Linked DNA regions of Homo sapiens: region 1 is linked to region 2. A link is a contact called in ENCODE Hi-C data. All regions are on one chromosome and are shown on one strand. Each heading gives the region's core, a stretch centred on a gene start or an enhancer-like site at or near the end of the contact. The rest is flanking DNA. Distances are from core to core; before and after follow the strand shown.

Region 1 (5,611 bases), core at 1,470-3,969, 5.6 Mb before region 2:
AGAATATAGTGTACAGTAGTCATGAGAAATATCATGACTTTCTGAGATTATACACACATATGCATATATATGTATGTGTGTATATATATCTCTCTCTTCTCATATAGACATAAATCGGTATCAGAAGGTATATACGATACACAGTGTGTGCATATTTATGTATCTATCCCCTTCCTTTATCTACCTCTAAGCTAGGAGAGGCATCAGGCTGAAGAAGTCAAAGTATAACTACTAAAATGAGATAATATAGAAGAGAAAATATTTTTAAAGAATTAAAAATATAAAGCTATATAAATGCAAAAATATAACTAATGCTTAAGAATTATTAGACTAGTTGGCGGAAAAATTTCTTCTGAAGAGGGAGTAGAGTAATGCTATTGTTATTTTAAACCTCACCAAAAAAAAGTGAACTATACATAATCTCCTATACCAAGCAAAACACTGCAAAAGCTACAGGTGACCAGAATTATATAACGCCTTTTGAGAATGTACAAGCGTTTTCAGGTACATACATTTCATTAATTTCTAGAATGTTTTTAAGAGTTGCCAGACCAAGGCCCTGAAATTTTCAAATATAAAAATCCTATCTTGGAAGGCGGGGACTCTTACAGAGCTGGGGCCTAGTTTAGAATAGCATTATCTTAGATAAGAGCCCAGCCTCCCTCCAAGCCGTAACAGGAAATGCTTCATAAAGAAGTCTGCATCCTTAGTCCCAGACCTCCGCAGTTAGTATTTGGATTCTAGCCTTTATAAATGGACTTCTCAAAGGTGCATCCAACATCTGAGTATTCTGGCAGCAGTAACGTAAAAGGACTGACAAGGAAGGCTGCAGAGAGGTGTCAGACACGAAAACGCTTGAAGACATAAAAATGAGGAGTCTTAAGCACCTAAGAACTGCAATTCCCTATCTGAGCAGCAGGTAAGATTCTGGGGTATCAGATCACTGTATCCAGTTCCAGGTTCTCCACTGGCAGAGAGTGCAGTCTCTGACTTTGTCCTCTGAATGCAGGAACTTTATCGAAGCTAAAGTACCTGCTTTGGACACTTCTGGCACAGGTGTTGGGGTGACAGGAAACATCATCAATTCAGCTGCCAACTACAGCGGAAAAAAACTAGGGAATAATCCTCAGAAAATGGCACTGTTAATGGGTACAAAAAACACAGATAATAGGAATAAGCTCTAGTGTTCAGTAGCACAATAGCGTGACTATAGTTAACAATAATTTATTGTATATTTCAAAATAACTACAAAAATGAATTTGGAACAAAGAAATAAATGATAAATGTTTCAGGTAATGGATATTCCAATTACCCTGATTTGATCACTACACTGTATGCTTGAATCAAAATATCACGTCTCCTATAAATATGTACAACTATTATGTGCCCATAAAAACTAAAAACAAAAAAGAAAGAAAATGACACTTAAATATTAAAATACCTTTTATCCCCGAATCCCACATTTCAGTTTGGTCTTCTGAAAAAATGACTTATCAGTTTCTCAGCTAAAGAAATGATATCGACAGTGTACTACCTAAATTATACCTTATATTCTTTCCTTTCCAAAATATAAATTCGCCAGTGAACAATCTGATCCTAAAGAGGGCGGAAGATTAACCCGCCTAGCATGAGAGCACAGCTTAAAATAAATGCTGTTAAGTAGTCCTCAGGTAGAACAACTTTCCCAGCCAGCAGGCCCAGGAACTCAAGGTCTAGCTTAAGTTGGGTATTTGTATTCAAGAAGGAATTACAATCATGGAGTCAAATGACTTTTTCAATGCAGACGACAAAACGTAATCAAGTCAGTAGACACTTTACTAAGAGGAGGCTAAGCAAATGGTTATTTGCTTAAGGTTAGGGAACTCTTAAGCCCAAGGACCTGAGAGCCTGGGAAGGCGGGGGGGAATGGGTTTGACTCCCAAAGTTTGCGTTTCCGCAAGTGGTTAACACAACTCTAGGAACAAACCCTAAGACCAATACTCCCCACAATCTCATTTCCCCCCATTCTGCATCACCCATCACCCCAAAATAAAAACAGCTACTACAGCACAGCCCTTTGGTTACGCAGGAGGCTGGGACCTGATCCTGGCATAAAAAGCGGATGCGGGCGACCGAGGACCACACACGTGGGGGCGTTCGCGGGCGCTGAAACCAGCTACGAGGCCCACGCCCCCGCCGGGGACAGCTGGTGACCATCACCTTTGGACAGGGGCATTCCCCAGCCGGCCCCGGAACTTGCGAAAGACGCGCAGCCCTTCGGACTCAGCCACTCGCGCAGGGCCCGGGTCCCGGGCGGCTCGGGGCACCTGAGGAGCGCGGCGAAGGCGGGGACAGGGACGGGGACGGGGACGACTCGGGAACAGGGAAGCGCGCGGCCTCCCGCAGGACCCACCTGGATCTGCAACGGCACGAGGCGCACCTTGCAGCGCTCGCTCACCGCGAAGCCCTTGGGCAAGTCCACGTACTGGCCCCACTCCTCGGCGAACAGCTGCACCACGAATTTGCGGTGCATGTCGATCTGGTCGCCGTACAGGCTGAGGAACTTCTGGATGAGCAGCTCGTAGCCCGCCCCGTGTGGCACCGACGAGGGTCGCGCGAAGACTGAGAAACAGAAGAGCACCGGGACTGTGCCCGACGGCGCCCCCGCGCCCCCGGCGCCGCTGTTGGGGAGCGCAAGGACCGCCGGCTCCGCAGCCGCCATGTTCCCCCGAGCGTCTGCGAGCTCCGAGGCCGCCCAGTCGCACCCAGCCGGCTGCCGCGGCCCCGCCTCCCGGCGATGCCAGCCCGCCCGCCAGCTCGCGGAGGCGAAGGGGCGTGTCCTGACGACCGCTGCTCGCGCGCTCTCTTACCCGCCCCGGAGGGCGGGCCGCGGCGTAAGGGTGGGTGGTGGGGCCGGGGTGCGCGCGTGAGCCAGGGAGCGCCTGCGCTCGCCGGCCGGGTCCGCCCCCTCCAGCTTCCCGGGCCGCTGCGTTCCCGCAGTTCCCCGCTCGCGCCCTTTCTGCCGCGGTTCTGACTGCCGGCAGAACGCCTAGTGGTCTCGCAGACCCAAGACCCGCCTGGGCTGCCCGTTGTTCTTGCCCCGGTGCTGCAGCTCACACAAGGGTTTGTACCACCCTTCCCCTAACGCTGGCCCTCTTCGCGGCTTCGCTCGCCTTCGAATGAGCAGTGTTCTTGGCAGTCTAGGGTTGTGGTTGGGTACACAGAGCCGCCAGGACGAGTTACCTGTTGGCTCTGTGCAGAAGCATGCAGTCCTCCTCGAGATGGCAGTGGTATCTTACAACCAAAGGGACAGTCCGATAGATACCCTAAGAAGAGCAGCAGAATTTAATCCTTAGAGGGCCAGTCAAGGTTCAAGTTTTGTCTTTTTTCGGTCCCACAGAACACAATATCTCTAGGAATGGATTTGATATCTGGCCTCCCTTCATCTCAACCTATTTCTGGGAGGACTTGGATTTGGGAATATAAATACTATTAAAAGCAAAAATCTGAACTTTATATTGAAACTAAGGATATCTGTTTTTAAGTAAGTAAAAGGGATCACTTTCAAATAAAACAATCCTCTGCCTTCTGCACACTGTAAGGCGCTATAATTAACTGGAATTAGAAAGCATGCATTATGAACAGAATTTCCTTGGAATTGAGTCCTGCGAAGATAGGCATGGGCCTAAACATAAAATTAGATTTTAGGTATTAAAGCTGTCCTCTTCTAAGAAAATAACCTTTAAAGCAGGGTTTCCCAACTGACACTGTTGACTTCTGGAATGGACATTTCTCTTTCTTGGGGATGGGGCATCTTGTGCATTTGCAGGATATTTAGCAGCATCACCGGCTTCTACTCCCGCTAGATGCCTAGTGACCGCTCCTCCCTCTAGTTATGGCAATCAAAAATGTTTCCAGACATTGCCAAATATTCCCCAGAGGGCAAATATACCCCCTACTTGAGAACCACACTGCTTTAAAGTTATGAAAAGACCATCCTTTGGTGTTTCTTGCTCAATTGTACCGAAGCTACTAGAAATAGCCATTTTTTTCTGGTTCTCATCACACTTTGAGAGATCCCATTTAAAAGTGTTGTCTGAACCCGTCAGACCCAAAATGATATTTTTTTCCGGATACCACTCCATTGCAAGGTCTTCTATATGCAGATATGCTGATTTGTGCTAATAAGTGTACCCCCTCAAGACCTGATTACCAAAAGGTACCTACCTATTTTGGGTGGACTAATAAAAGTGTTCCTTCCACCCTGTAAAGCCTCCTAACACAGAGTAGGTTGGAGATTAGAGATTGGCCTAGACTTCAGACATCCTCAGCGAGGACCTTGGCATCTACACAGTCTTCTGCCGTGGCCCTCATGGCCGTGAGTCAACATACTTCATTTCCCTTTCATGTTTTTAAATTAGGTTTCTGACCCTTCAGTAAGGAAATCAACTTCCATATATATTGTGCTGTCTGAGATTGGTCCTTGACAACCTAGTTTAATGGTGCAATCATTGTGGTAATAGCATGTTAAATAACATTAATAAAATAGATATTTGATGGGCACATTTACCATTTATTGAATATCAACTGTGTATCAACCTCTGCATCACTGGGCTGCAAAAGGGAGGTGAATGCACATTTCAGTGATAAATTATTATCCTCAGAAATACAATTATTAAGATAATTTTTATAAATGTTACCAGAAAAAGTGAGTAAGACCCCATAAATGAATATTCAAATGACAAGTAGAAAATAACTGTTCTAATTGACAAGATCATATTATGGACCAAATGCCCAAAATTTTCTCATATAGGACTCTCAGTAGCTTTATTAGTTAATGTTAAATGCTTACTTTTAGAATCTAAATTCCAAGAAAATCAAGAAGGTATATTACACAGTATTGATTAATACATTAATATGCTACAGAAACAAACCCCAAAATCTCAATAGACTGATAAAACAAAGGCTTATTTCTCACCTTTCCCAGTTAACAGCAACATTTGACAAACCAATTACTCCCTTTATTTTGAACCATATTCACTTTGTCTTTGGGATACCACTCTCTCTTATTTCTCCTTCCACCTCACTTCAAGCTCGTTTCCTATGTTCCTCTCATTCCCCAAACCTCTATAAATACAAGTATACCAGAGCTCAGTCCTCACATCTATTATCCTAAGACTGTGGCTTTAAATATCACCCATATACCTTTGACTTCCAAATTTTTAACATCCAGGCCCTCACTCTGCACTCCATACTCATACACAAGTGCCTATTCGACATCTCCACTTGGATATTCAATAGATACCTCACATTTAAATGTACTAACAGAACTCTTAGTTTTCTTCTGTCCTCGAATATTTTCTCTCCCCTGTTGATATCTAGGCAAATGGCAACCCCGTTTTAGTAACTGAGTACAATAACCAGGGGTTTATCCTTTAATTTACTCCTCTTTCTGTCCTTGTCCAGTCTATCAGCAAGACCTGGTGGTCAGAACCAAATTCCTCTCATTCACACCAGTGCCACCACCTAAGACAAAACCACTGTCGTCTTCCATCTAACTGTAACTCATCATAAGTTGTGCCCAATATTTGACTTTTGTATCCCTATTTATCCATTTACCTCATTTACATAG
Region 2 (5,746 bases), core at 1,488-3,987:
TGGACCTTCATGCCTCAAACTGACTCATCTTTAAATACAAGCTGAACTTCCATGGCCTGATCTCCACCTACTTTCATAGCTTCTCCCACAAAGACCTCCTGGCAAAACAGCCTTATGTCCAGTTCAACAAGCCCTATAACACAATCACATGCCTTTCCTCAGGCTGTTCCCTTCACCGAGAAAACTACCCCCACCATCACCCCCTCAGTCCCCATTTTGCCTATTAAACTATGTTAAGGCCCAGATGGAGTGTTACCAGCTCTACATCCATTCAAAATTTCCCAGTCAAAAATTAGTATCTCACACACACACACCCCATGCTTCCAATACACCTCCAACAAAACCCACAGGAATCTGTGAATTACCTCTGTGTATGTCTGCTTCTCCCTTGAAGGCAGTACTGAGTCTCATTCATCTTCATATTCTACCCACTGTTCCATCCTTGCCACAGAGTAAAGGTGGTCCTGGTTGAATTAAACTATTCCTTGATTCCACTAATTCCAGTCCTTTATTTTCAAGGAAGTAATAAATGCCTTTCATGTACTGAAGATTTTGTTAATATATTGTAAATGCTTGCTAAATCTAATGATGAAAATGTCAATAATTACATAACACACTAATGTTTAAGCTGATGAATGGCAGAAGGGGGTGGATGACTATAATAAATCATCAGTAAAGACAATCGTTTCTCAAGATCCCCAAAAAAATGTCATTCATAACAACATTAAAATTAACCTTTCTGTCTCCCATTTCAATAATTACTTCTATTTAATGCATATTCAGAAATGCCAGTTCACATAAAGCAGAAGTGTCTGTACATTCTGCTAAGAATGTATGTCAAAGCCACACAATGTATTTGATAACATCTTTCTTCCAATGTCCATAAAGGTAATTTTTATCTTTTATCTTTTGTGCAACTATAAAGGTTAACTATACAAAAGAATAAGACAATTTATCCTAAGATACAACTGGAGCAAAGTTTGTAAATAATTACAAAATACACTAAGTACAGCTCAAAAAAAAAGAAAGCTATTAATGTCACACACCAGATCTGATTTTTTTGGTGAAAAATATTTTCTTAAACTAGTTTCACATCTAATTCCACATTATTCTCACAATTTCTGTAATGTTTTTCTTCTAAATTTACCGGGAAAGCCAATATTCTTCAAAGAAACATCTTTAAAAAGAAACATCTTTAAAAAGTATATACTTTTCATTTTATATCCCATCTTAGATATAGTTTGCCATCTCTCATATCTGTGGCCAAATGTCATTTGAATCGGACTAAGTAATTGCAAAAAGTAAAATAATGACTTATTTTCTTAATTCATTAAAAATAAGTACATTTTTAATTCTCTAATTTAAAGTAAATATTTTAATAGAAGATTTAAAAGGAGCCACTGACCAGCCTGGGTGCTTACTACAAAAGAGTTGAAAGTAATTCACACAGTGTATCAACAGTAGCTGTCTCCCACACACACAGGCACACTCACTCTCTCCCCCATCTGAACTTTTCCTCCCTAAAACATGAGGTGGGAGAAGGGGAATGACCATGACACAGGCCTCACTACCCCCACCCCACGAGTAGACACACATCTCCCTCCTCATCCTGCTGAAAAGAAATGTGGAGGCTGTGGACCAAGAGACCCGATGCTTCTCAGTGTCACTTCCCCTGCATGTGGGATAAACAAACAAACCGGCACCATGAGAGTAACCATCAGAGTGATTTTGCTAACCTTTGACTAATGTCTTGGTTAAGTTTTGAGCTGAGTCAAAGCTCTAAGAAACAGGTAAATCCCTGTGTCCCCCCACCCAACCCCTTAAACACTCCAACGGGAAGTTTATCCCTGAGCTGAACGCTGGCCCCCGTCGCCTCCTCCCAGCCTATCCATGCCTCCTTCCTGCCTGAAGCCCCTACTCCAAAGGTAATTGTCTGGACACAGTCAAGGAGCACCGTGGGCGACACTCCCCACCTCCCAATCTCTCCTAAGGAAGCCCCCGCCGGCCCAGTTGGCCCACCTCCCTCGCCGCCCCAGTCGCGCCGCACCACTCCGGCAACTTTTGCACCCAGCCCGACCCGCCACCCGCGGCCCCCGCTGCCCCCTAGCCCTCCGCGCCCTCAGCCTCCGACCGCGGCCCCCTCCTGCCCACGCCTCCGGGCCACCCGCCATGGTCCTCGCCCACCCCTCCCCCGACACCCGCGCCTGCGGCGCCGCCCCCGCCGCACCCCACCCCACCCGCCCGGGACCCCAGCCCCACCCGGGAGGGAGGGCGCCGCGGCCGCGCCGAGGCAGCCGCCGGGCCGGGGCTGGCAGCGGAGCACCTACGCGCAGGGGGCTTTACCTCAAAGGCGCGGCCGCGAGCAGAGGGGTCGGTCCCGGGCGCGGGCGGCGCCCCCAGTCCGTCAGCGCCGGCGGGGGCAGCGGCGGCGGCACATCACACCCGCCGGCGGCCGGAGGAGGAAAGCGAGCCACGCAGGGAGCGAGCGAGCGAGCGAGCGAGGTAGGGGGGAAGGAGCGAGAGAGAGAGGTAACGCAGCGCTGCTCGGATTCGGTCCCTGCACTGCCGCTGGTGCCTCCTACCGCCGCCGCTGGCCGGAGAGTCGCCGCCCGAGCCTCTGCTGTCGCCACCGATGCAGCCCGGAATGAATGCACAGCAGCGCCTCGCTTATCCGGAGGTCAAACATCCTTCTGCCTCGGGCATCCGGATCGACGCCGGACCCGGAAGTGAACACATGGAAAAAAAATTAAAAAGGAAAGCGTCTGTTTAGCGGCGGCGGCCCCCAAGCTGCCCGCATCAGCGAAAACAGCCGAGTAGAGCCGAAGATTGCACCAACCTTCTTGGATTGGTCGGATCGCCGACCGGAAAGGAGACGGCGCGGTCATTGGCTGGCAAGGTGTATAAAGCCTAAGCCGCGCCCTATCCCCGTCTTTCTAGAGCCGTGCGTGAGGGAAAGTGGGGAGAGGCTGTGGATACGAGTGTTTCTCTGGATGAAGCAGTGGGCGGAGAAGCATAGCAAAGTCTACGCAGAGAACTGGAAGAGAACACCACCATGCTTTAGGAGAGCTACTAAGAACTGAGTGAGCAAAGAGCCTTAAGGGTACCATTGTGCCAAGTCAGGGTGCTGAGGCTTTCCCTGTTGTGCTCAGCCCGCCAGGTTCCAAAAAAATCTTAGGGCCCGGCCTAGGAGTATGACATCACTGGGTTGACATTTTTCCCCGCTTGTTTGTAACCCCAGTGCCATATCAGGGCTCCAACTGCTTAGAAATGTGAATTATGGCTCACATTTGCGTCTCATTTGCTGTTTGTAAGCTGAGGTAATCCTCTGAACTATATAGTGTGGCATTACCTGTTTTTCAAATTCACCTCCCAAAGTTCTGAGAAGCCAAACATCACCCAAGTTATCAAGTTGCAGCGCACAAACTGAAATCGGTGTTTCTGACTCACACTTAAGTCCACTCTGCCTACATAGAAAGACTGCATTCCTTTCATTTTCCCTCTTGCAGTTGCTTCCCTGGGATGGAGATAAGTCATTTTGGTAGACTTCTATGGAAATTGATCCACCATGAAGGCATGGAAACTATAATTTTTTAAAATTGTGATTCTTATGTCTCAAGTCCTTTCAAAAGTTAGGCATTAAGGTGTGCAGGAAGAAGAATCAGCCTGGTGCCATGTTTTTTAAATGTTCATTTTATCAAACCCGTTTATATTCTTAATATACTTACTGTATCAAGAAACTTGAGTCTTGTGTATCTCTATCTCTCCTGTCTACCTCTCAAAACGAAAAGACTAATGAAACAAATGCACTCCTTCATTTTCCTCCCTGCTTTGCTAGATTAACGGTATAGCTAATGTGTTACCTTTGGAAGGGTAGTTAGTATAGAAATCTGTTTTTGATTTTGGTTTGTAATACAACAGTGCCTTTTTTTTAAACCTCTCTTCTCACTTCTTCCCCAAACTGGAAGTTAAGAAGTGACTAGCATCACCAGCCTTAGAAGGGTAGTGATAAGAGCTTTGCTCCATGCTTACCACACCATCATTCTGTAGGAGACTCAAAAGCAGCTAAGATGTATGCATGCTCAGAATTGTGAATGACTTGCCTAGGGCAGATGACATATCCCAGAATTTCTGATCTCTCCCAGGACCCACTAATAGACAAGAAACAAAGTTAACAACATCTCACTCAATAGAAGAGAAGTGTCTGCAACACAGGAAACTCTAAATATTGTCCTCAACTCCCAACAAACCATTTTATTCTCTCTACCTCAAAAAACTCAGTTTTGATAAAGAACACCCACTCTTCTAAGTTTTCATAAATGGTTGAGAAAGTCAAGTGTATAAATATATGATCAAAACACATTTTTAAATTAAAAATGGGCTGGTCTAAGTACGGTGGTACTTACAACGAATTGCTCACAACCAGTTACAGATTTCTTTGTTCCTTCTCCACTCCCACTGTTTCACTTGACTAGTATTTATTAAATTATATTAGAAACGTATGGGAATAAATGTTTACATTTTTAACACTGCAGGGAAGACTTTTGGTTAAAATTTGGCCTATAAGCTCCTATAGATTAAAATTGGCAAAGCCTGGTGTAGTGGTGAATGCCTGTAGTCCCAGGAACTTGGGAGGCTTGAGGCAGGAGGATCTCCCAGTAGTCTAAGGCTAGCCTGGGCCACATAGTAGGATCTTTTCTCAAAACAAAAAAAAAAAAAAAAAAAGCAAGTAACCTAGGTAGGAGGCAATTAAATTTTCAGGTCATTCTATTAACTTATAAGAAAAATTGGTTTGGGAGGCCGAGGCAGGTGGTTCACCTGAAGTCAGGAGTTCAAGACCAGCCTGGCCAATGTGGCAAAACCGCATCTCTACTAAAAATACAAAAATTAGCCAGGTGTGGTGGTGTGCACCTGTAATCCCAGCTACTCTCGAGGCTGAGGCAGGAGAATCGCTTGAATCTGGGAGGCGGAGGTTGCAGTAAGTGGAGATAGCGCCACTCCACTCTAGCCTGGGCGACAGAGTGAGACTAAGTCTAAAAAAAAAAAAAAAAAGTATGTATATATATGAAAAATTGGCAATGTGAAAACAGCTTATATTAATGAAGGAAAAGCCAATACACAGGCATTGCAAGCAAAACTCTTTATCTTATAGCATGATGCTCCAACCTAAGCAGCCAGATTATACTTGTCAATCTGCTATATTACAAATCAAATAGTTTATTTGTTGTGTCACCTCACATTTCCTGGCATTGCCACTCTTCAGGTATTTATATTCTATTAATATTTTCATTATGATTATTGCATAAATTCATGTGATACTGTTGTCACAAGTTTTGTAGTACATTGGAAACTTGCATTTATCAAATTCTCTTTTCACAAAAGCTTTCTCTACATGTCCTGCAGATGCTTTGTGTGAGACAGAGAATGGTATGTAGAGTTTGTGGAATGTAAAGCTGGCCATTTTTTCTCCTTTGTAAGCAGTAAAACTTAAAGTTGAAGAAAGATGGAAATGAAACAGTTTGATTATGGTTTTAAGCAGGAAATTATGAGACTAAGATATTTACTAAGACTTTTCAAAATAAAAACAGATAAAACATTCATTTCCTTCTTTCAAATATTTTGTTTAACTGTAATGGTAAACCTGGCATGGTGATTAACTGGTTGCCAGAATAAGGCCTGAGGCATCACCAAATTATACTTAATTCTTTATTTTTTAACATTATTTTAAAGGAAAAGTACCTGGAAGAAA

What was found. A loop is a pair of places that touch in the nucleus more often than their neighbours do. Pooled maps may share reads with other maps.
Region 1: a map of CD8-positive, alpha-beta T cell shows a loop between it and region 2 (22-fold over the local background). The contact joins the promoter of ISOC1 here to the promoter of CSNK1G3 in region 2. A Hi-C loop is called at or near these places in 2 of 168 maps with a recorded cell type or tissue (CD4-positive, alpha-beta memory T cell and CD8-positive, alpha-beta T cell) and 7 of 50 pooled maps.

Annotation. Positions count from the first base shown.
Region 1 is chr5:129,091,857-129,097,467 of GRCh38, reverse strand. It overlaps ISOC1 (isochorismatase domain containing 1), which reads right to left and starts at 2,719. Exons shown (of 5, transcript NM_016048.2): 1 at 2,393-2,719. The coding sequence starts at 2,701. LOC124901060 (a long non-coding RNA gene) reads left to right here and starts at 689. Exons shown (of 2, transcript XR_007058926.1): 1 at 689-919; 2 at 2,069-4,542. RefSeq lists a silencer at 2,322-3,101.
Region 2 is chr5:123,509,168-123,514,913 of GRCh38, reverse strand. It overlaps CSNK1G3 (casein kinase 1 gamma 3), which reads right to left and starts at 2,737. Exons shown (of 14, transcript NM_001364140.2): 1 at 2,344-2,737. RefSeq lists enhancers at 1,416-1,565, 2,596-2,805, 2,966-3,025 and silencers at 2,086-2,155, 2,326-2,415.